2 separate regions of the Homo sapiens genome follow, and region 2 is linked to region 1. Evidence: chromatin loops called from intact Hi-C (ENCODE). Cell type or tissue: K562. All regions are shown on one strand. Each heading gives the region's core, and the rest is flanking DNA. Links, peaks and the distances in the headings are about the cores only.

Evidence for each region. Hi-C counts contacts between places; a loop is a spot of excess contacts. Peaks named below come from ENCODE experiments on the same cell type or tissue, not always from the same donor. Only the 100,000 strongest peaks of a DNase experiment are listed, where the experiment ranks them.
Region 2: a loop joins it to region 1, with 5 times the contacts of the local background. A loop is called at or near these places in 8 of 110 quality-filtered maps.

Annotation. Positions count from the first base shown.
Region 1 is chr11:123,295,875-123,308,138 of GRCh38, reverse strand. It overlaps LOC124900305 (U8 small nucleolar RNA), which reads right to left and starts at 6,749; the gene lies at 6,616-6,749. RefSeq lists a silencer at 6,083-6,442. In K562, for the core only: a CTCF peak has its summit at 6,343 (motif pointing left); a DNase peak (open chromatin) is centred at 6,328; H3K27me3 peaks cover 2,113 bases.
Region 2 is chr11:123,573,014-123,585,277 of GRCh38, reverse strand. GRAMD1B (GRAM domain containing 1B) reads right to left here. Exons shown (of 20, transcript NM_001387025.1): 3 at 7,701-7,911; 4 at 946-966. Among named protein-coding and RNA genes, the nearest start is that of SCN3B, 75 kb to the left of the region's middle. RefSeq lists enhancers at 4,468-5,077, 7,362-7,899, 8,498-8,997, 8,998-9,499 and a silencer at 5,939-6,161. In K562, for the core only: CTCF peaks have their summits at 4,525 (motif pointing left) and 8,103 (motif pointing right); DNase peaks (open chromatin) are centred at 4,517 and 8,117; H3K27me3 peaks cover 3,147 bases.

The sequences.
Region 1 (12,264 bases), core at 2,931-10,930:
AGGGGCCTGGTCTTTTGGTTTCACATTGCCATCGTGTTCCAGTGCTCAGTAAAAGCTTGCCGATTGATTTTTCTATGCACTGTAATTATTTCCAAGGCTGCCATGAGATAGAGGTTTCTGTTTGTTTGGTTGTTTTTTTTTGTTTGTTTGTTTTTTGTTTGTTTTTTTTTTGAGATAGGGTCTCACTCTGTCACACAGGCTGGAGTGAAGCAGCCTGATCATAGCTCACTGCAGTGACTTCCCGGGCTTCAAGGGATTCTCCTACCTCAGCCTCCCAAGGAGCTGGGGAGTCAAGGAGTGATTCTAGCTAATTTTAAAAATTTTTTATTGTAGAGACTGGGTCTTGCATGTTGCTCAGGCCAGTCTCAAACTCCTGGGCTCCAGGGATCCTCCCCTTGGCCTCCCAGAGTGCTGGGATTACAGGCATTCATCTCCTGGCCTGATGGAACTCTGTTGCTACTTCTACGCCTGCAATCCCCCTCCCCACTTTCAGAACTCACTGTTTTTTCTGTTGGTATCCAGCATGCTCTCATCTCAAAACTTCTCTGTTCTCTTTTCTCCAAAAGCAAATCTTATTTCTTGTACTGTCAATGCTCCTGAGCTTCTCTCTCTCGCTTTTTTTTTTTTTTTTTTTTTTTTTTTTTGCTAGTCCTCCTGCATAAGGGCTCTCTTGGCAAGAAATGTTATTCTTATCAACCGCTTCATGATCTATTTTTACATCTCCACGCAACTTATTAAATGCTTGTAGGACCTGCTGGGGTAAAGGAAGCCTTCACTTTGATTGAATTTCCCTGTTTTCAGCTTAATATTGAGGGAAAGACTGAGCTGAGGCAAGATCAACCAGGAAGAGAGAGACTTCTTTATGGAACGGTGAGCATAGAGTGCTCAGAAGTGAATGGTGAAGAAAGGGCCTGGGGAGGAATGCACCGGCCTGGCTCCCAGCTCCTTTCGACTTGGTCTCAGAGAAAAAGGCCATAAGATGGTAGAGACAGCTTAGAGGTTTGCTTAAGAAGTGCTTCTTAGAGTTCAGAGAGCTACCAAAGATTTTCTAAGAATTGCCATTATGCTTCTCCAGATGGTCTGAAATGACCCTGTTTACCCTGAAAGTTGACTGGATCAAAAGATCTGATAGATCTGGTGGGGCTGCTGAGATGGTTTTGTCCAACCTCCCCCAGGGTGTGATCTCTCAGGCTCTAAGTGAGCCATTCTGGTGACTGGGAGCCCACACATTCACAAGGCCCTATTATTATTAGGGAAAGCGTGGTGGTGGTGATAATTAATCTCCAAATCAATTCAGCCACATTTATTGGTTGCCTAGAATGGTGGGTAGCAGAGCATCGAGGTTGAGAGGCTTAGCTTTAAATTGGGTTTGAATCACAGCGGCAGCATTTCCGGACAGACTCCAGGCAGGTTACTCAAACTAAGTCTCAGTTTTTGCATAGATAAACGGATATAACTGTTCCCACTTCATGATGTTATGATGAGGATTATGTGAGACATAGGCAGCACTTAGCATAATGCCTGGTTCATGATAAGTGCTCAGCAACTGGTAACTCATAATAATATGATTATCCTGGGCGCATCCTCCTTCTTTACCAGGACCCCGTCCCAACGCTCAGCCCGCTCCTTTGAGGACCCCGGACAAAGTAATCTAGCAAACCCCCTTTCAAAGAGTGCCACCCTTTAGTTTTCCATTTCCCTCTCATCCCTTTCCATCCTTCTCCTCCATCCCTCATCAAAAAATACTCTCTTCAATCGCTTGAACCTGGGAGGCAGAGGTTGCTGTGAGCCGGGATCGTGCCAATGCACTCCAGCCTGGGTGAGAGAGTAAGACTCCGTCTCAAAAATAAATAAATAAATAAAAATAAAATACTCTCTTTCTTGAAGCTTCCCTTCCTAGACCAGGACTTCTACTTAATCTGGTGGAATATTCTTTGCCAGGCTGCCAGCCTGCCAGCTGAAGTGCTGCCATTCTCCTCTCTCCACCCAGATAATGTAATTATTTTAATGGGGGCTTTTTAGAAAAACATGTGATACTCTCAAACCCCACTGGGGATCTTGTGAATTTTTCCAGGGATTTAAAAAGGAGGGCACAGTGTGACCCCAGCCCTTGCAATCCTGTCTTGGTGCAGTAGAACTGACCTGGCCTTTTTTGTGGAGATAGGCCAACCCTGTCCAACAAAATACCCGCACCATAAGATATTTCCCCCTCTCTTGCCAATCCATATTGTGATCTGGGTCATTTGTCAGATCAGTTTGGTGACAGACAATGTAGTGCAGGTGTAAGAAGCAAATGATCTGAAGATAGAAATCCTGAGATTCAAATGATGCCTCCGTATTTTCTATTACATACCTTAGACGAGTTATTCAACCTTGCTAAGAGAGCTTTTGCTTCCTCATCTGCAATTCCGAGTGACATAAATGGTTTCTTATAGGGTTGCTGTGACGATTCAAAGAGATCATATAAGAAAAACACCCAGCACGGTGCCTGACACATAGTAATTGTTCCATAGACGGTGTGTTCATTGTACTAAAAGAGTGGTAGTCAGTGATGTTGCTCCCTTACTGGGACACACTTTGCTTTTTTGTCCCTGCCTTGTGAGTACCTGGTACTCTTTTTCGTACCCATCACTCAAAGCTCAGTTCATGCCAACTTAGTCTTGAACCTGAATTAATCTGCACACAGCCTCATCAAAGCACTTCAGGTTACTGTATCTTTATCAGCAAAGCTGGGCCCAGAAGCCCTTAAGAACCTGGCAAAGTTCCTTCTGGCTGGCTTGGCACAGCAGGAAAACAGCAGTGTCAACTGCCTATTTCCTGCAAAGGCGGCAGACTCTGCCTTTCACAGTGCACAGCAGACAGACACCACACACTCAGACAAGTTCCCAATTAACCACACACAATCAATGTCTCTCAAAAGTGCATACGTTATGCTCTGCCCAACTAATTAACTGCACTAAACATGCCAGGGTTAAAGGTAGGGCATGGGTTATCAAAAAGCGTTTGAGAACCAGACCAGGTTCAGGGCTGAAAAGACCCGAAAGTTCTGCTCTAGTTCACCACCAAGCTGAATGGGATCTTAATGCCGCTTTCTACAAGCAGGGGCGCTGCTGGAGACTCTCTACCTCTTGAGCTTGTTAGAACTTGGGCAATCGTAATGACCTATAGGAAAGTGCTCTGAGAGGTATAACAACTACACAAATGCACACTATGATTTCTCCTGGCCTTTGCTGTGGCTGTTGTTTTTCCTTCCTGTGGCAGGAAAAGTGGTCAATCTTAAGCAAACGTGATGTATGCATGGGCCTTCTAAGGTGTGACCTTTACACAAATAATCTCATGAGATCCTAATGACCTCCTGTACCCATGAGGAAAATAAACCTCCTGAGATGGGCCCCCAAGGGGGTCACACAGATGATGGCTGAGCCACAATTTGAATCCATGTTAATCTCACTTTAAAAATCTCAAGATTCATTCTCCTCCGTATCTCATGCAAAATATCATTCTTCTTGCATAGCCCCTTTCAGAGAGTGGCACCCTTTAGTTTCCCATTTCCCTCTCATCCCTCTCCATCCTTCTCCTCCATCCCTCATCTTGCCCTCATTAAAAAATACTCTCTTCAATGGCTTGAACCCAGGAGGCAGAGGTTGAAGTGAGCCGGGATCGTGCCAGTGCACTCCAGCCTGGGTGACAGAGTAAGGCTCCATCTCAAAAAAAAAAAAAACAAAAAACAACAACAACAAAAAACTCTCTTCCCTGAAGCTTCCCTTCCTAGACCAGTGACTTCTATTCAATCTGATGGAATATTCCTTGCCAGTCTGCCAGCTGAATGCTGCGATTCTCCTCTCCCTGCCAGGTAATATATTTATTTTAATGGGAGCTTTTTGGAAAAACATGTGATACTCTCGAACCCCACTGGGGATTATCCACTTGCTTCATCTCCACTGGGAGTTGCCCAGAGCAACCATGCTGATGTACATGAGGGTGCTCGCAAGAGTGACACCAGGAGGTTCCACTAGGTGACGTTTCTTCAAGGAGGTTACCGCAGAACAGGGTTAGAAGGTAGAGGGTACAGTAAGGAGTGGTTGGGAGATCCTGTGGGCAAAAACAGGATCAAATAAATTATCACGTGCAGTAGCTAGAGAACTAGCTTTACTTGGATACAACAGAGGAACCAGGGAAAACACAAGTCCCTTCTCTTGGAAAGCCTACACTCTCTCCCTTCCCGGTTCTCTATGCAAAGGCTTCCTGGTCAGAGAGGCAGCTGTTGGGGCTACGAGTCACAGGTGGCTACTAAGAGGTGATGTTTGATCTACCTCTAGGTTCCAGGCAGGGAAGGGGTGGTGGACAGGGCATGATCTGAGAGTTTTGTCATGGAATCACTTGCAAGAGGAGCTTGATGCCACATTATCACCCTCAGGAGTTATCTTCTAAGACAGCAGCAGAGATAATGACTAGGAGGTGCTGTGTCGCAGCACATGAAGTATGCCTGGCACCGAAGCTGCACCTCGCTTTGCATACACACACACACACACACACACACACACACACACACCCCTACAGAAATTGGGAGCAGGTGGACAGTGGTTCATTATTGCTAGACACCACAGAGAGAGACAAAAGTCCAGAAAAAATGATGCTACGCTTTATAAATTTAGCAAGACACCGGTGCCTCTGCTTCCTGTCTGCCTGCTGCAGCATTGCCCAAGCCCTCCTGGCCTCCTTTCTCACTCACACCTGCAGTCTGCAGTGAGGCCCTTCAAGAGATGCCTGCTCTGTGAGGTTATTTAAGTCAGGAAGCATTAATCTGAAGAAATGCTTTGAAGCAAAGACCTGGATGTTCAAGTCCTCCCACTTGCTGGAGCTGCTGTTACCTTTAAGATTTAATTAAAAGTGGTTCAAAAATCTCTATCCCCTCTGCAGCGGAAAAGGCGTCCTCCTGACAATATCACCGCAGTCTCTCAGTCCCTAGATCCTACCTGTGCTGAATTCTTTCTCTCTCTCCTGTTCCCTCCAGAATTTGCTCTCACCTTTCGTGAACGAATCACCCCCACTGGACACCCCCACATCTTGTCATCTCGTCACTCCCTAATTGCTGCCACCTCCAGGCTCTGTGTTAAGCAGACATTTCTGAAGGGACGGGCAACAGACAGAAGTAACATCATTCTGCTGCTCAGTAAACGACTTCAGACTGAATATTACGCATTCCAGTTTTTAAATTCCCCTTGAGTCATTTCTGCCACCAGAGGGGTTTTACTGACTTCCTTTCTGATTGGCTTAGTCACTAACTCCTCGCAATGCCTCTGGCCCTTTCCCCCCAACCTCTCTTCCATTCCTTGCTAGTCAGATTGCCCCATCCCCTAAAATTCCTATATCTTTTTAGGCAGAGAGATTTAACTACCTCTTATCCGTTGCCAGCCATGCCCTAAGGCTTAAGGGACATCTTTTCACAATTCAGCAAGGCGTTTTGCTAAACCTGTGCGGTTTAATACTTTAAATTTAATGAAAATTAAATACAATTTAAAATTCAATTCTCTGATCACCCTTGCCATATTTCACGTGCTCAATGGTCACCTATGGCTAGGGACCACTGTGCTGGATAGTGTAGACAGCAGAGTTCTACTGGACAGCTAAACCCAAATTCATTTCTTCCCTAAGGGACTGTCACTGGCTATTCACTGACACTTTTTCCTGCCTAATTCCTTAATGTGGATTGAGCCCTTACGCTGTGTAAGGCACTTTTCCCGCGTTGTCGCCCGGCAGCCGCCTAACAGTTCTCTAAAGCGGGCAGCGCTCTCCGCCTGGCTCAGGGGAGGAGCCCGAAGTCCGCAGCCGGAGCCGCGGTGGTGTCCCCTCCACCAAGCCAGAAGCCCGGGCCGTGACAGTGTATCACACAAGGCAAGTAGCAAGGAGGGAATGGCTTCGTCAACCACGTGTCATGTGATCGTTCCATTAAACTTGAGGAGGGGTTTTCTTAGTCGCAACGGTTCAGTCCCCAAAGTAAGGTCACTGTAAAGGAAGCTCAAAGACTTTTTTTCCAGAGGATGGAATGCACGCTTTGCTGGGATGGATGCCGCCGCTTCCGGCGGCTGGTAAGGCCCAAAGGCGTGTGGAGGGAGAGGGCTCCTTTGAGGGCAACCAGCAGTAAAAGGAGGCAGGCGGCGAAAGTGCTCCGAATTCCTCCCACGCCGCTCCTGCTCTCCGCTCTGCAGCGCAGCCAGCCAGGCCGCCGCCGCCCCTGCTGCCTGGGAGAGCCGGCGCTTGGGCAGGTGGGGACGCCCCTGACCCGCTTCCCTCGGCGCCCGGGGGGCGGCCGGGTTGGGCGACCGCGCCACCTGCTGGCCTCTTCCCGTGCTGCCGCCTGCCCCTGGGCGCCTCCGTCCCTGCCCGCTGCGCCACAGCACACCGGGAAGTCGTTAGATGCAGGTTCTTGGGCCTCACCCCAGGCTTCCTGAACCAAAAACTCTCTAGGTGGGTCTTGGCAGTCGAGTCTGAACAAGACCCTCGGGTGATCCTGATGCACGCTAAAGCTTGGACATCAATGATGTGGAAATCACCCAACTCCACCATTTATTCATTAAGTCAAGTTTTTCTTTTGTTTTGTTTTGTTCAGAAAGAATCAGATAGGAGCAATCAGGGTGTTGCAAGTCCTGATTACACAGAGACATTAGTCACATTTCATGCATCTCCAGTCATCATGTTCTATCTGCCCTCCAAACGGAGGAACAGGGAAGGGTTATCCCACCTGACAGTTCATTAAGTCAAGTATTAATGAGCATCTTCCAAACAATATGGAAATAAAGGAAGCAAAACAGACATGATCCCTCCCCCCTCCCTCCCCAACACACACATAGTTAGAATGTAGAATGGCTTACGTTATCGTCACATTTCTGTGCAATAGGAAAGGGAAGCATTACAATTACCCTTATTTTACAGACAGGAAGCTAGCCTGGAATCACACATGTGGTAAACAACTAGGTCAAGTTCAAAGCTTAGGGATTTTTGTTTGTTTGTTTTTAAGACTGACAGGAGCACCAATCTCAGGTCATCTGCATGTCAAATCAATCAATCAATGTCAAACCAGGTTAATCTTCATGTCAAAGGCTGAACTTATTTACCAAACTACACACCACCAACTTTTCTAGATTGACTTGTGGTTTTAGAGTGAAGAAGAAGGGAGAGGAGAAATCTCTCCAAATCAAGACAACTCCCTCTCCCTCATATCAGACTGAAACTTCTTATACTGCCTTAAAATTGCTGGCATCATTCCTGAAAGCTAGCATTTAGGCTTCCTTTCCAATTATTATCCTACTGTAACAGTTGCCTAGCTGTTCCCTCTCCATCCTTTTCAATGACGATATAGGACATTATGGTGCAGGCTGTGATGGGGCAGGCAGGGAAGTGTTAAACATACGGTGTGGGTGCTGCTCGAGCGGCACAGATTTAGGGACTCTCAGGAAGGTAGGAATTTAACTCGAACTGCCTACTTGGGTATTAAGAGGGGAAGACAATGGATCCAAATAGAAGCAGGAAAATGCTGAAGAGGAGAGATAGGAACAGAAGACAGACTTGGTCTCCTCTTTCATAATTTAGCAGCTTTGAGCACCAGATAGGCTGTTTATTAACAGCACCCAGTGGGAGCACCTGTATGTGCAGGGCATTGGGTCAGGTCCCTGCCTTCAAGGGACATGCTACTTTGCAGGTATGTAGAGATGAATGGCTTAAACATACGTGGTATTTCTGTGTTTAAAATTCCCTTGGCCATAAATATATATATATATTTTTAGACAGAGTCTTACTCCGTCACCCAGGCTGGAATTCAGTGGTGCAGTCTTGGCTGACTGCAACCTCTGCTTCCCAAGATCAAGCAGTTCTTGTGCCTCAGTCTCCCAAGTAGCTGGGATTAGAGGCACATACAACCACACACAGTGAATTTTTGTATTTTTAGTGGACAGGGTTTCACCACGTTGGCCAGGCTGGTCTCGAACTCCTGGCCTCAAGTGATCCGCCTGCCTCAGCCTCCCAAAGTACTGGTGTCACAGGATCCTTAGGGTGTCGCTTTTCCAACCGGAAACCTCTGTGGCCGGGGGCATCTTAGCCCGAGTTTTGCTTGGGCCCACTGGGCTCGTTTCAGCCACTCAGCCCTGCAAGCTGTGCTTGGATCACATTACCAGCTTGGATCCCATGCCTGCCAAGGGCAAGTCAGGTGCAGAACAGCAAGGGGTGTGTGAGCAAGCACAGGGTCTGGCCACTGCGCACAGCCAGGCATGCCAGCTGCAGCAGGGTGAACAGCTCCAGGAGCCAGCACAGGCACCAGCTCCACACAAGGCTGCAGCTGGACCAGGCGTACCACAAGCAGCTTCCACTGTGGGTACCAGGGAACATGGTGGCACCCAGAAGCTTGGAGATGCCAGGAACCACGAAGCCCCAAAGATGGTGTCATAGCCTTTGCTCAGGGAGCCCCTAGGTCCAGGCTCCCCAAAGAATGGCAGCTCTTCTCTCCTTCTCATCACCTGCAACGTGGTTAACTGGGGTGGGGGAGAAGGAGGAGTGTGTTTCGGCCCTCTTTGTGTTACAGCTCTTTCAGTCCTGAAGCGTCCTGAGTTCTTGTCTTGCATCCAGGAAGAATGAGAAACATACAACTAGAGGGTGAGCAAGGTGGAGAGGAGCTTCACTGAGCGACAGAACAGCTCTCAGAAGACCTGAAGTGGGTAGCTCCTTTCCACAGGCAGGTCATCCTGACCAGTCCAGGAGAACTTAAGTTGGTAGCTCCTTCCTACAGCTGGTAGTCCCGATGTCTCTGTGAGTCTGGCTGAGTCTGGGGGTTTTTATGGGCTTCAGAAGGGAGGAAGTGCCTGCTGATTGGTCCAAGAACAGCCATGGGCGGGCCAGAAAAAGCACCATAAATTCTCACTCTGTGCCATGGACTCCACCCAGACCTGACACTCCCACCCCCAGGCTTCAGGCCATCTGGGGCTTGAGGGTGGGTCTTCACTGGGGGCCGGCCCCTTTCCGCCCAGGAGCCTGTCTGCCTCCTGCTGCTGTCTACATGTCATCCGCAGCACCCAGGTTGTTCATGCCAAGGGGTGCTTGCAGGCCTGTGCTGAGCCACCCTCGGCCCCTTCTTGGCCTCCCTCCTGTGCTCATCAGTGCCCAAAGTCTGGAGGGGGCTGAGGCAGCTGGGGGCTGGTGTGTCAGTGCCACCCTGAGTGTGCACACACCCAGACAGGTCACAGCAGCGCCTGGGCTCAGCCACAACTTTGCTCCACCCCAGAGCAGGCCCTGAAAGTGGGCAGAGACCAGACAGCCAGAGCAGGTACTTCTGAGCCTGCGGGGGAAGGGGGGCTTCCCAGGTCCCTGAGAGCGCAGCGATCCCTGGGTCTGCAGCCACAGAGGGAGGGGTTCCCACCCTGCCAACTCGGAAGGAGGCAGGGCTCCCTCCCACCTGTTCCCAGCTCCACCTGCTCCATGGAGGGCGCAGTTCCGGCTGTGCCTCCCACTTTGCAGTAGGTGTCTTTGCAGCAGCTGCTCCAGACGGGCCACTGCTGCCATCACTAGGATTACAGGCATGAGCCACCGTGCCTGGCCCGTAAAAATAAACTAACAAACAAATAGGAATATTTTTGTAGTAATAATGGTAACATTTATTGAGCACCTAACTAAATGTTAGACAGCACTCCAGATAATAGAACTAGGGTGGCCAAGAAAATTACAACTACCTTGGAAAGTCCCATTTCTGGTCTTCAGCTTTGCAGGCCTGAAAATTGGATTTTACTAGTTCCCTTCCTGGTTATCTGATGCATACCTATCAGGTTCACAAGAAAATATATTAACCAGGGATGACATGTCAAGTAACAGTCAGATTTATTACTGCTGAGTGGTTATTGGTCATATTTGTGAGACAGCACCTCCTCTTTCCTATGAAAATCTATAGGATAAACCAATTTCAGTGGCTTGGTGGGATGGGATCAAAGCAAGGTGCATTGGATGAGGGTATTGGAGCATGTTAAAAGGTTATATCACAGATGTCTGCTCATTTTCAGCACAGGAAACTCACCTGAAATGGGTCAGAATGCTGGCACATGGAGGGCTCCTGTAAGGGAAGGGCTCAGGACACCCTCTGCCTGGGTCAGGGCTGGGTCACACGACTGGACGCACACTCCCTTCCTGCCTCCTTGCATGATTTCAGACAGGCTGCAATGCAGGTCGTCTGGTTTGAGCTTTAGCCTCAAGGTTCTCTGGTCCCCTTGGTTGTAGTTCTCCTGCTCTCCACTCCTCAGGATTATACTCACAACTACCTCTCAAGGTAGTTTCATCAGTAGATAGCTCATTCTCATCTATTCTGGGCTGACTTCAGGGCTGGGCACAGTGGCACATGCCTGTGGATAACCCCACTGGGTAATCCCAGTGGATGCCTATAAACCACTTAGGGAGGCCAAGGCAGGAGGGCCCCTTGAGACCAGGAGTTCAAGACCAGCCTGGACAACATAGCAACACTCTGTCTATACACACACAAACACACACACACAGGCACACACAAATGTGCCAGGTGTGGTGGCACACACCTGTACACCTAGCTACTTGGGAGGCTCTGGTAGAAAGATTACTTGAGCCCAGGAATTCAAGGCTGCAGTGAGCTCTGATTGTACCACCGCACTCCAGCCTGGGCAACAGAAAGAGAGACCCTGTCTCAGAAAAAGCAGGTTACTCTATCAGGAAAATGGCCTTTTCCTAACCACATCTCCCAGGGCCCATGCTGCCCTAGGTGCTGACTGCTACACAAGGCAGCCCAGGCATCTGCTCTCAACCCTGTTTTTAGCCTTTCAGTTCCCCCCATCCTTACCTTCCACTAACACAGAGACTGAGAGAAGTGGAACAAAACCCTCACGGAAGGAGCCTTTGAACCTTTTGTTTACTTCTCTGCCTCTCCTAAGAGCTGTGTCTTTCATATCCATCTTTGCACCCCCAGATGGTAGAATAGTTCCTAATAATCACTAAAAATTAATAAATCAATATGTGTCTTTTGGATGAATGGAAAGAGTTCTGGTCTGCAGATCAATACAGTTAAAGTGTAAAATTATTTTAATATCATCATTAACATACTTTGGGAACTTTGACTAACAACTCGATTGCTTTGTTCTCCGTTTTGTCAAATAAGAGAATCGCCTCTCCTCCCTTCCAGCCTCAAAAGAATGTTTTGAGGAAGGTGTACGTGATCACTGCCAGGGATTGTAATTCCATGAAGCAAGGTATATGTCACTGTTTCTCACCTTTTCTATCTGAAGGAAAGTAATAAAGCATAGACGCTTCTAGGCATTGAAAAATACGTTTTCAGTTCCATCATGTCAGTCTGTGTTTCACAACACAGGAAGAAGCATCTTGTCGCACCAAACTCCTGAGAATAGTGAGATAGCGTCTAAGTATTTGATAGCTCCTAAAAGTGCTATTGATAAAGTTGCACCATTATTCTGGCTAGTGATTGACTGCATGTGTGTGGTTTTAATACAGAGAAGACATTATTTTTAAAATTTAGGAATTAGGACGGAAAAACAGATATGCAATGGAATGGTTGTTTCTCGTCTAGAATTTAGTGATTCACAGCTCTTGGTCAAGGAAGACTTGGGACTCAAGGAGATTATGGGTTTTCTAGTGAAGACTGAGTCAGACCTCATGATATCAGGCCCCGGATGAAGAGTGTGGGGACCCTGGCCACTGCCCTTCTTTCCCAGTGGTCAAGTCACCCGCAGGGCATTGCGTCCTGTGGGAGGTGGACTCTGCTCAACATTGTATTTTGCAGAAAATAATCCTGGCTCTTCTTGGTTTTCATTTAAGGCTCTGTGTGTGCTCTGCCCTTGGCCAGCGGCACATGTACACTTTCTTCCTTCACACTAGAAGTCTGGGTTCCTAAAGGCTAACGATACAATCAGCTATCCTGATTTTCAAAGGACAGACATAATAGGCAAAAATCCATTTCGAAGCCTGGGGCGCAAGTGAATAGCAGCAGTAGAATAAGGATAGTTTATCATCACTAATCTTCTGCTCAAAATATTTCTTCCTGTCTCCCCTGCTCATCTTCTCCCTTTCCACCTCTCTCCCCTGCCTTCATTTTTCCTGCTCCTCTTATCCTCCTTGACTAAAATACATAATTGAAATGGTTTTTGTGTTAATACATTTTTTTGAATAAGATTGTAAAATCTGGCTGGGCATGGTGACTCATGCCTGCAAGCCCAGCACTTGGGGAGGCTGAGGCGGGTGGATCACCTGAGG
Region 2 (12,264 bases), core at 1,444-9,443, 280 kb before region 1:
CCTCCAGCCCATCCCCTGGCCAGAGTACCCTCCTCAGCTCTGTCCTTCACAGCCACAGCTACTCCATGCCCATATCTCCTGCTGCAGCAGAACCTGGTGTGTCCGGGGAGGGGGCAAAGATGGCTTTCCCAGGATTCATCAGAGTTAGGTGTGAGGAGGGCAGGCTCAGAGAGGCAAAGAGGGTCATCTGAGGTCAGCCCCTCCACTGTGAAGTCCCCAAAGAGCAGAACACACGGCGGGGGCCAGCTGAGAGCCTCAGACAGCTGCTCTGCAGAGGAAAACGTCCAAATCCCACCACCCAGTTTGTGTGAGTGACAGGCGGTGGCCTCTGCCAGGCCTGCTTACCCCACAACAGTTTCTAGGTATGCAGCAGCTGCACAGGGCGCCCCAGGATGACCTAGACAGTGGCCCCACGCCACACCTTCACCACAGTCCCAAGCACCAGGAGGCCTTGTAGGAAGGGCACGCTTTTGCAGCTGTTGAAGGGGTACTTGGGACAGGGGTCAAATCCCAGCACATGGGTTGACTCTTCTATCAATGGGGGAAAGTTTTCTCGCTGCATTTGCCCCAAAATGTTAAGGGAAGAAAACTAAGTTCAGGCCCCCAGGCTGCCCCAGCACCAGAATTCTGTCAGGGTCTGGAATGGCCACTCCCTCCCTGACTGGTCTCCTCTTTTAGGGTTGACAGACCCTTGTCTAAGAGCCTAGGTGAGGCAGGGGATACAGCTGGCCACGCCTCCTTGGTCCCCTGAATGCAATCCTCCCTCCCCAAGGCTGCCCTGTCCTGCTGAAGAAAATAACCGCTGCAGCTGGTTTAGGAGCAAAGGGGCTGCCAAGGAAAGAAGCCCACAGGAAAGCCCAACCGCACCCCACACCCCTTCCCCCAACCTCCATTCCCCCTCCCATTTCTCAGGTACCCAACAAGAAGGGAAACAGGAATACTTACATTATACCAACTCTGGCTTTTCTGAAAAGAGAAAATGAAAGAGAAGGTAGAATTAGTCAGGGAAGAAATGGGGGGAAGGGCCAGGGGGAAGGGCACACAGACAGCGGAGGGTGGGCAGGGAGGAGGGGTCCAAATGCAGCTGAATGCTTCCCATGTGGTTGCTCAGGAGGGGTCCTCCTTTCTCAAGGCAGTTCCAGAAAGGAGGCCCGGGAGCAGTCCATGCTGGAAGCCCACCGCGGGCGGGGTGGCAGGCAGCGGCAGCACCAGCTAGAGCTCAACCGGAAGGGAGTCGGAGCCCCATCGCAAGGTTCTGATGGGGTGAGGGGCGCGCTGTGGGCATTGGAGACCCAGTCCCCAAATGGGCCCTGACCAGAAGCAAAATGCTGATGGCGGCCAACCCAGCCTTCTGCTCTAAGACAGCCCCCTGTAAAAGGCAGGGTGGGACACTTTCGAGGTAGAAAGGGGACTACCTAAAACTCCCTCCAACTGCACTCTCAGCAGGCGGGTGAGTAAATCCCTCCTGCGCCAAAAAATGGGCTGTACCTAAACTGCAATGGTCGGGGAGTGCCTGGGGGTTCTGCGTGGGGCAGGAGGTTGAAGCACATAATCACTAAGGGTCCATTCCAACCCAGTGGTGCCATAATTCAGAACAAGCAAAACAGACCCCACCCCAGCTCCAGAACTTAAGTGTTCTCCATTCCCAGACCCAGGAGGAAGGGGACCTGAATGTGTCTCAGGGGAACAGGAGGGATAGCTAAGATCGTGCCTTGTCTGTCTTCAAGCCCTATGGCCAGTAGTCCTTCATGTACATCCCCCTTGAAAGATAGATGGACACGCAGATAGACAAGCTTGTGTGCACATATACACACACATACTCATACACATACACGCACAAATACACAAGTACACACACATATACACAGACACACACACACACGCACACATACACACCACACACGTGCACACACACATACACACATGCACACGTGCACACCACACACATGCACACACATCCACACGTGCACACACACATTCACACACACCACACACACATGCACACACACATGCGCATGTGCACACACATTCACACAGACATGCACACATACACACCACACACGCACGAATACACGTACACACACATATACACAAACACATACACACCACCCACACATGCAGACATGCACAAATACATGTGCACATGCACACACACCACACATATACACACACATATACACACAGGCACATACATACACACAGAGACACACACATATACAGAGACACACATATATACACACATACATTCACACACATACACACGCACACACTTGCGCATGCACACACACACATGCCTAAGCTCCATCTCTCGGTGGAGCTTAGATTATTTTCAGTTTTAGGGATCGCTGGGTGGGGGAGCTTTGCTCACAGATCAATACCTTAGCTCCACCCAGAGGTCTGGATCCCCTCCACCTGGTGTTAAAGCGTCCCAACCCAGAAGGGCAGACAAGAGTAGCCATGGTCCTCGAATGTCTGCTGTGTCTAGAGGGAAGGAAGCGACTACGCACAAGGGTGGGTGTGTGCCCGCGGTGATGACCAGTGGCCATGTGATCTATCTCCCCCATTCCACCTGAACTCTGTAAAGACGGTCCACCTTCACCCCCCACAGTGAAACCAGTCCACAGAGGAGCTGGAGGGGGCTGAGGGGCCTCGCGTGGGTGGGGCTGCTTCTGAGCAGCTTCGTCCTCACACATGCCCTCGATGGCCAGGATGTGACTAGAGGCCAGTAGCAAGGCTCCCAGTCCCCCTCTGCAAGGTGCTCTCCAGGGTCACTTCCCAACCTGTCACCACGGTCCATCCAGAGGCCACACCCTCCCATCTTAGCCTCATCCCCACCTCCAATTCAGAGGTCTCAGCAGGTAAAGGGCCCAAATCCAAATATTAAAAACTATTTTTTCCTGACAAAGGTGCGGCCACATGGGAGTCCGGGACCTGAAAACTCGCCTCTAGGCATTGCAGCCAAGGCTACCCCCTTCTGGAGGGGGTGGATGGGGCAAGCAGGCTGCGTCTGGCGTCTGCGCCTAGGGATGGCTCACTTCCTGCGTCCTCACACAGAAGCCCTGATCCGAAGCCCACAGGGCAAGAGGCTGTGCAGATGTTCATTACAAAAGACACCTCCCAGCAGTAGGAAGGTGCGCTCTGGGAGCTGCCGGCCCCAGCAGCCCCACAGTCTCCTTGTGCTTCCTCAAATGCAACCCAGGTCACGAGATCCCTGCTTTACAACGGAGAAACCATCTCCCAAGCTCCCAGCTCCTCGTCTCAATGCCGTGACCTTCGTGTAAGACGCTGGGAGGAAAGGGGGCAACAGGAACATGGGCTGACAGGGGGACCCCGGATGCCTGTGACTCCTCCTGCACGGGGCTCCCTCCTGCCCCAGGTAGACAGAAGCAGATGGTCCCTTTGCATGGGCTGGCACATCGGCGCTTGTGCCTTCCAAATCTATGTGGAACAAAGTGTGAGGGTCACACACAGCCTCAGGCAGGGAAGCCAGTCCTGTCTTTAACCTGATCTGTGATGCTCTTATATCTAATGTTTGCTCTTTTGTAAAGCGTGGGTAAGAACATGTACTAAAGAACTGAAAAGAAACGTGAAACATACCAAGGAGTAGGACTGTGCTGAGGCTCTGCCCTGAACCAGCAATCTCCAGGCAGCTTCTTACCTGCTGCCACTGAGGGGCCACAGGAAAAATGGGTCCCCCCTCCAGCCACGTCCAAAGCAGCCCCCGAGCCTGTCCACTGTGGGCAGGGGTCCCTGAACTCTGCCCAGAGGCACATTCAATCCCCGTGGTTCTGCATTCCCGGAAATGAGTCCCAAAGGCTCTGCCAGACGGGAAGGACCCAGACCCACAGGGGCAGGGAAGTCAGAGGAGCTGCCGGCCTCTGGGGGTGAGAAGGGGCGTCCCTCATCCTCTGGCTTTAGTTTGCTGTAGCGCCCCTACCTGGAGGACCAGGCCAGAGGGAAGGAAGGCACAGAACCAGGGAGCAGCAGTGGAGCCTTCTCTGACAGCTTATAAACACATGGATTTGGCCAAAGAGGAAGAAGGGAGTCAGGACAAAGACACAGCTGTTGGGGACATGCTCGTTTCTATCATTTTTCCTAGAAGGTCTGAAGAGCAAGCACTTAAAGGAATGCAAGGCCCCTGGAAACAGACCCAGGTTACTGGGAGGTGGTTTCCAGAAACATCTCCCACCGCGAAGGCTCCGGGAGTCTGGAAGATTAAGTAAGGTGCGGGGTGTGGAGGAGGTAGGGGGGCAGGGACTAGGAGAGCTCTACATTTAGTAGGAGTTAGAAATAAAAAACAATTCTTACTTTGATCAGGTTAAGTCTGTCATACTGGAAAGAAAACCACAAAAATTAGATTTGAAAAAAAAAAAAAAGGAAAGTCAAAGAAGGGTCAGTGCCACAGCGCCAGCGCGATGCCCGCACCGCGGTGGGGAGGTGTGCAGCAGGGCGGGAGGAGGCGCGCTTTGCCGCACCTGCTGCATAGCGCCCTCAGGGCAGGTGGGAGAGCGGCAGAACGGCCCCTCGCTCCCTCTGGTGGCCACAGGCTGTCACTACAGAGCGGAAGCTGGGCGGTAGCACAAACTCATTGGGAGGGAAGTGCTGGGGCCGGACTGCACCTAGGAGGGTCGGCCTGGACAGCACAATGATGGATCCAGAGGGGTCGGGCCTTAGCGATCACCTGGTGCCATGCCTACATAGTAGCAAATGAGGAAACTGAGGCCCAGAGAAGGGAAGAAAGACACCGTGCATGGGACCTGACCCCAGGGAGAAGCAGAGGCACTGGCCAGCTTGCCCAAAAAATATAAGGCATGGTGTCCTCTAGGGGTGGCCAGGAGACAGGGAGTGAGGTGGACCAGCTACAACAATATCAGTAAAAACAGCTATGAAATGGCTTGCTGGGAAGACATGTGATTAACCCCAGAAGATGTTCCACGGGGAGGGGCATGTCCCCATCCCGCTACCAGAACCTCCTCTTTTTGCCGCACCATCTACTTCAGGCCCTGGCCTTCAAAGAACCTAATTCCCCTACTGGTTCTTGTGTTCCTCTTCTGAAGTCTGTGTGTCCTGCACATGCACGTCCCAGGCCAATGCAATGGCTCCCAGCTCCACGTGGGATGCTACAGTGTCCCTCCTGGCACAAGCCCGTCCTCTTTTAACTCCATTGAAAGGATGGCAGGGCAAGTGTCGATGGCAATGATCAGTGGGAGAATGAGGTGGGGAAGTGGGTAACCAATGTCAGAAAACTCAGAATGTGTCTGCCAGGGATGGGCATGGCGTCCACCCAATCTCCCAGGGGAAAGGAGACCTGCACTCACCCCAGCACCTCCCTCCTCAGTTCCTATGAAAAGGCCCAGTTTGGCCCCTGATTCCTGCTCAGCTCTCAGTCCCTTCATTATGTCTCCTTTTAGCATCTCCAAAACCCCACTCAGAATTCTACCTGGTCCCTGACGCCTGTCCTGGCTGCCCCACTCAAATGATTTATCCTACCTCGGAGCTTACAGAACATCCCCAACTACTCAAGAGCCAGGCTTAGGGTGTACAGAATCTGGATGGAAAAGTGTGCAGGAGCAGGGAGTGGGGAGCCTGATGCCCCTGTCAGGCCATATCCACCCTCTTGCCAGCTGAGCCTCGAGCACCCACTAGTCCCACATCAACCAGGCCAGAGGTGGGAGGCACTCAAGAGGGGGCTGCCACAGGGCATTTCAAAACCCCATTCCCAGATATCAGATATGCCTGCACCTGCCGAGCCGCTGGAGCCCACAGAGATCTCCTGCTGGCTTCCTCGCTCCAGGTAAAGTTCCTCCTTCCCTGTCCACAGCCAGGAACGGCCATTTAAAATCCTCACAGCCAAGATGTGCATTTAGTCTAAAGATCACAGACTACAGGATTAGCCGTGTCGCCCCTTGTGCTTCCCTTAGGAAAGGGAACAGCTGTTCACCCTCCTCCTCCCCAAAGCACGGAGAGACTTGGGACTATTATTAAGTCATCCTCGGCTTCCCCTTCTTCGGGCTGCATCCCACCTCCTTGCCCCATGGGCCTTGTTGTTCCACAACACCTATCGCTCACCCTCCACTCGCTGCACGTTCTCCTGTGGCCTCAGAATTCCTGGGCTCCCGGGAAAGACTCTGGCACTGGCCACATCTCTCCAGGTTCTGCCAATGTTTGCCAACCTCCAGGCATGGGCACCCCACCCTCTGGGAGAACAGCTTTCCCCTCTGATCATGATTCAGGATCCTAAGCACACCATGAACCCCAGTCTGGGCAGTGGTTAGAAATGCTAAGGGGTGCCCAGGTTGAGCAGCTCTCGAGTGGGGAGGAACAGAGTACGCAGGCAGAGCTCCTGAGGGCGTGGCTGCTGCACCAATGAACTCATCGACCTGAACCCCTGCCCCCCAGTCAGCGCAGCCCTCCTGCCATCCTCACTCACCACTGCTGGGCAATCCAGAATCAACCACCAAAGGGGAGGGGCCTGGAGTACAACCAGATGGGGTCTCCTGCCCCAAAGGAATGAAACTAACGCCAGGCAGGGCTCTGTTTCTCGACCGCACCATGTAAGGAGGGAATAAACTCCCAGCCAGAGGCAGTGTCCAGGGAGCAGGCAGACATGGGTGCAGGGTCGGGAGTGGGGGAGGGTCTGTTCTCCGACATCAGGTGCAGTGAAAATGGGCCTTCAATGACTTCCAAGCCAGCCTGCCGGGGGACAGTGGGGCCGGCCCTTCTGGGAAAGGGACCAAGCAGGATATAAGGGCCAGAATCGGCAGGGCCAGAGGGAGGGGGTGCTGAGCACTACAGACAGATCGACACTAGAGGGGAGATAAAAGGACAGAGACAAAAGATGGCTTACTTTTGAGAGGCGCTTGTGAGACTAAGACCATGCATGCAAAGAAGGTATTTGGGAAATGGTGGGGAAGAAGAGGAGAGGAAGAACAAGAAATCAAAAGACAAATTCAAGTGGGAAGCCAGCTCCCATGCCTCCCAGGGGTCCCCAACCCCTTCCCAGGCCCTGGGGGTCCCAGGGTGAAGAGAAGTTTCCTGAAGGAGACCCTGGGCAAAGACATCTCCTGCTCCCCAAAGGACCGAGGGTGGGGAAGACATCTCTGGGGAACCATAATTAGCCCAGGCCCCCCTGGGGCCTATTTTAGGCATATCCATGGGCCAAGGGCCCCGGTACTCAGGGGGCAGTCCTGACATCCTTGGGAGGATGGAAAGGCCCTGCCACCCTCCTCTCTGCCAGGTGAGTACCAAGTGGATTAGTGCAAAGGTAAGGCAGGAAGGATGGCCGGGGAGGAGGTTAAAAATAGCATTCTGCAAGGTTCCCTGAGGACTCTCCCTAGCAGTATAATGTCCCAAATAATGTTGCCTTCTACCCCGGCTCTAGGAACCAAATTTGAAAACGGTAGCAGGAATAAGCAGATGACCCCCTAATGATTCCCAGAGCGTCTCCCCTCCAAATCTAAAAAAAAAAAATATGAGCCTCCCTACCTCGCCCAGCCCACCAAGAATGCTTAGCGGGGAAGATATTTAACTAGGGTCTCTCCTGCCTGCCCCGCCTCACCTCACTGGATAATGACTGTCTCTGAGCCATCAGGGCTGTTCATCACGTGAGGACCCTCGCAGATGTTCTCCGGCTCACCACCCCAATATCGCTCCCCGCAGCCCCTGACAAGGAGGTACCGCCTCAACGGGGTCCCGCTCACCTTGGAATTCTTGCCGCCGCTCCGGCCGGACTGGGAGGAGCAGCTGCGCTGCACGCCCTGCTCCGGTGTGGACGGGGACTTGTCCGAGGAGTGATCTGAGCCCTTCTCCACCATGGTGTCTCCGTCCTGGTTCTGCGGGGTTGGCGAGCGAGACCGCTTCCGGAGGATGGGCGAGCAGGCCGGCGTGCTGCGGTTGGAGTTACTGGCAGTGCTGCAGCGGCAGATGGAGAGAGGGAGCGGGGTGGAAAGAGAAGGAGGAGGAAAGGCAGGCAGTCAGTGATCGAGGCCAAGGACAAGCCCAAAGGAGCCAGCTCAGGGAGCCAGGTGAGGGGCTGGGGAGAAACCGGGAGAGAGGGGCCCAGGCTGCGGCTTGCCGCACCGTAATACTGCCGTTGGCCACGGGAGGGCAGCAGTGCCCATGTGGACACAGACGCACGAGCCAACGGGCAATCGACATCTAGACATGCATCCGTCCATCCGTCCGTCCAACCTGTTATTGTTTGAGCCCCTATTATATGCCAAAAATTGTCTGGGGCATATAGAATTTAATACCTGAAAGGCTCACTGGAGACCATCCAATACAATCAGCTCATTTTATACATACTGCAAATGCAAAGCTTCTATATTTTGTTCAGATATTTTTGTTCATGAAAATAACAATTACAATCCTATTTTTCACAGCCTTCACATACGCATTATTTCTTAAAACATTCCACCAAGGGAGTAATGGCAAGTACCATAATCCCTATGTTAAAAAATGAAGACCAGTGCCTGACAGAGGGAAGCTAAATGCCCACTGTTGAGAGAAACAAAGTGCAGCTCTTCTGATTTGTAACTCACCCACACCATATTATTTCCTTGTAAGGAAGCCATGTGGGTTCCTGCTTCCTCTGCCCAGGGTAAAGATGCACACAGCCGAAGTTCTCACATTCCATATTCCCTTACCCCAACATTTATTCCCAATAAGTACCTTGTACTTCCCACAGGACCAAATCCACTTACATCAAGGCTTATAAGCTGCAAATAAAATATTGACTATTTGATATTTCACTTCCGTTTTCAATGGACTAGAAGAAGAGATGAGAGACAGAAGGGAGAGAGAAACTGAATGCAGTTGAATGTTTGCTTTGCTTCCGAGAGTGGAGAAAGGAAAGAGATGGAGAAAGGGAGAGGCTAAGTAGAAAGTGCCAGCAGAAATGGGAAGGAAAGGAAATGTGAGATTGGAAAGCCTGCACGGGGCTGCTGGGGTGTCCTGCCCACCTGCTCAGCAGCCTCTCAGCTGGGTCAGGCTTCAGGAACACCCTGGACCCCCCTGCAGGCTGCATCCCAGCCTTCCCTCGGGGAGTGGGGTGCAGGGCTGGGGACACTGTCATTTGCATGAAGATGCAGCTGTGACCTCAGATGTCCCATTGGCCCCATTTGCAATGAAAACCATGCCCCTTTCAGCAAAACCTTCCACCTGGACATCCTTAGCAGAGAGAAAGGCAACAAATCCCAAGAGCCTAAACCAGCGAGTGTGGGCAGGAGGGGAGCTGGGGGCAGGCAGTGCGGTAACTTTTGGAAGGAAACTGATAAAGAAAAAAAAAGGAGACCAGAGAAAAGGAAGATAAATGTGCCCCAAATATGTATGGAGAAAAGCAAGGCCCAATGTTCCACTTCATCCTAAAACAGAATTTGCATTTAAAATCTCATTTCTAATACTAACAATAATTGTTATTGGGGGAGGCCCAAGATGCCTCTTTCAAAAGAGGCTCTTCCCGTTTTTGCCCCACCCATTCCTTATCCTTACTCTCTAAACTCGTTTGCTACCATAAACTCTGGAGAAAGGAAGGTACCTTCCTTTACTTTGGTTAGAGATGCCAGGCCGTGGGGCTGGTGGCAGGCAGATCCATGAGTGCACAACCCCTGGGGAAGCGTGGAGAGCAGGTGCCAACACACGTCTTTCTGGGGTGAGCCTCCTTGCTCTAGGGCCAACTCAAGCCCGTAACCACATATTCCAAGGTTTAAACTGTCTTCTAGGATTATGTTACTAGAACAACGAGGACCTCTACCCTCTAGTCCCAACTATAATAGTTTGCTCAAAAAATAACTAGAGAAGTTGGGAGTGGTGGCATGAGCTGTAATCCCAGCTACTTGGGAGACTGAGGCAGGAGGATCATTTGAGACCACGAGTTTGAGACCAGCCCGGGCAACATGATGAGATCCTGTCTCAAAAAGAACTAGAAAAAGGATGACAATCAAGTACATGCCTATCTCAGACACAATGGCCCCCCAGCCGTTGTGTAATTTCCTCACAAATTCCAGACCCTGGAATGGAAAGGAGATTCCTTCATCCTTCCCCAAACCCAGAATCCCTGCTAACTGGCTTCAAGCAAGAGGTTGGCAACACACTCTAACCAGAGGAGAACTGACTCCAACTATCCAAAACCACACGAATCTCACATGAAATGATCAAAGCATGAGAACTCCTCACCGCCCAGCAGTCCCACTTTAGCCCACTCTACACACACCATGCAAAGATCTACACACCTAAAATGCTGCCTTCAACACATCAGCCAATAAACAACTTATACCATCTCTCTGTGCTCTTAAGGCTGTTGATCATCTGTGCTGTTCTTGGAAACTTCTCCCTGATGACAAGCACCTCTCTTCTACTCCTCTGCCGGTCTCAACTACTGTCTCAACTCTTGCTACCCAGCCTGCAATTAATCCTTCCCTAAAGGTGAGTCTGTCACCTCCCTGGCCGTCTCCAGCTTTCTCTAACTTCAACCAGGCAGAGACTCCTCTACCTGCTTCCGGCCCTGGTCACAGTCGCTAGCCTGACCCAACAACCTGCTGCCAGGTGGATGCTTCCTCCAGACAATGTCTCATGAGTGCCCCACACTGAACACAGAGCTGGACATCTTTCCTCCCAGACCTCCTCCCACGACTGCCCATTCTCAATGGCAGTTTCATTACCAGGTTTCTCAGGCTGCAGACCCCTCTCTTCCATCTCACTCCACTAAAAAATGAGTCACTGAATTCCACCAATTCTATTTCTACAAAGCTTTTTACCTCATCCTTCCCTTCCTTCCCCAGGGCCCCAGTTCAGGTTCAAGGAATTCTGCTCACCCTCTTCCAATAAATAGCCAGTTGAGTGGTCTTCTCTGCCTCCTTTTCCTCTTCCTACTCACTCACAGCTGTGTCATTAATCTTTCTAAATACAAGCCCAACATCTTACTGTGTTCTAGTAGCTCCCACATTAAAGTCCCAAATCCTCAAAATGGAATCTAAAGTTCTCTGCTAAAAGTAAATGACACCTCTATGCTTTTTCTCTCCTTATATGCTCTTAAAGGGCTTGCATATTCCACACCTATACACTTTCCCCCAATTCCCTTAATATACATGCTCTTTCTCCTGCCTCCAAACTCCCATACGACGCACTACTTGAGCCTAAAGAGCCCTTGCCCTCTGCATCTCCCTGCTGGAGTCCTGCTCTTTCTTCTTTTTTTTTTTTTTTTTAATTCTGTTCATTCTTCAAGACCCATTTCAAATCCCACTTGCTCCAAAAAGCTTTTCTAAATCTCCACCTTGGAGCTGACTAAAGCACTGAAAGCACATAGCCTGGTATGAAGGACCTACAAACTCCTGGAGGCTCAGCCCTCTGCACGCCCCACACGACCCAGCAGGGCTCTGTAAGTGGCATGTTTTCCGCTGAACTGAATCCCATCCTAGTGACAGTCTTCATACCCTTGGCTTTACCAATTCCGAATATCAAGATGGCTCCCAAATCTGTACCTACAACCTGCTAATATTCATAAAAATAACTAAACATTATTGAGTGTTCATGAGCTCCTGGTGCAGCACCGAGTACTTATTAAATATTATTTCGTTTAATCCCCCCAACAAACCCATGAAGTTGCAAAGAACAGTATTATTAGTCCCATTTTTCAGGTGATATATTTGGATTCTTGACAGATTAAATAATTCACCCAAAGTCACACAGATGGATGGGAGGCAGGGCAAGATTTCAAACTTTCAAACACAGGCCTATCTGATTGTCAAGCTCATTTTCGGAAGCAGGCATTCAATTGTGTTTGTTTGCCCGGTGGACAGAAAGAGGCACAGATGGAAAGACAGTGGGTAGCTGGGTGAGTACAAAGAAAGAAGGAATCAACTTCCTGCCTCCAGGCTTCAATCCATTCTCTCTTTTCCTGTCAAAGTGAACTTTCTAAAAAGAGGATTTGGCATTTTTTTCATCCTTTTTGATGATTAAAGACCCCTATAATTTCCCACCCTCTGTGGAATAAAACCTGAACTCTAGACTATATGTTCCTCAATTATCTCACTCAGCCTACCTCTGAAAACCCCAACACTGGCTACATTTCCAGTGCACCTCTGCCTCAGCCATCGGGGTCTAACTGAGCTCCTGCCCCAGCCATCAGGGCCTACCTGCGCCCCTGCCCCAGCCATCGGGCCCTACCTGCGCCCCTGCCCCAGCCATCGGGGCCTACCTGCGCCCCTGCCCCAGCCATCGGGGCCTACCTGCGCCTCTGCCCCAGCCATCGGGGCCTACCTGGGCCTC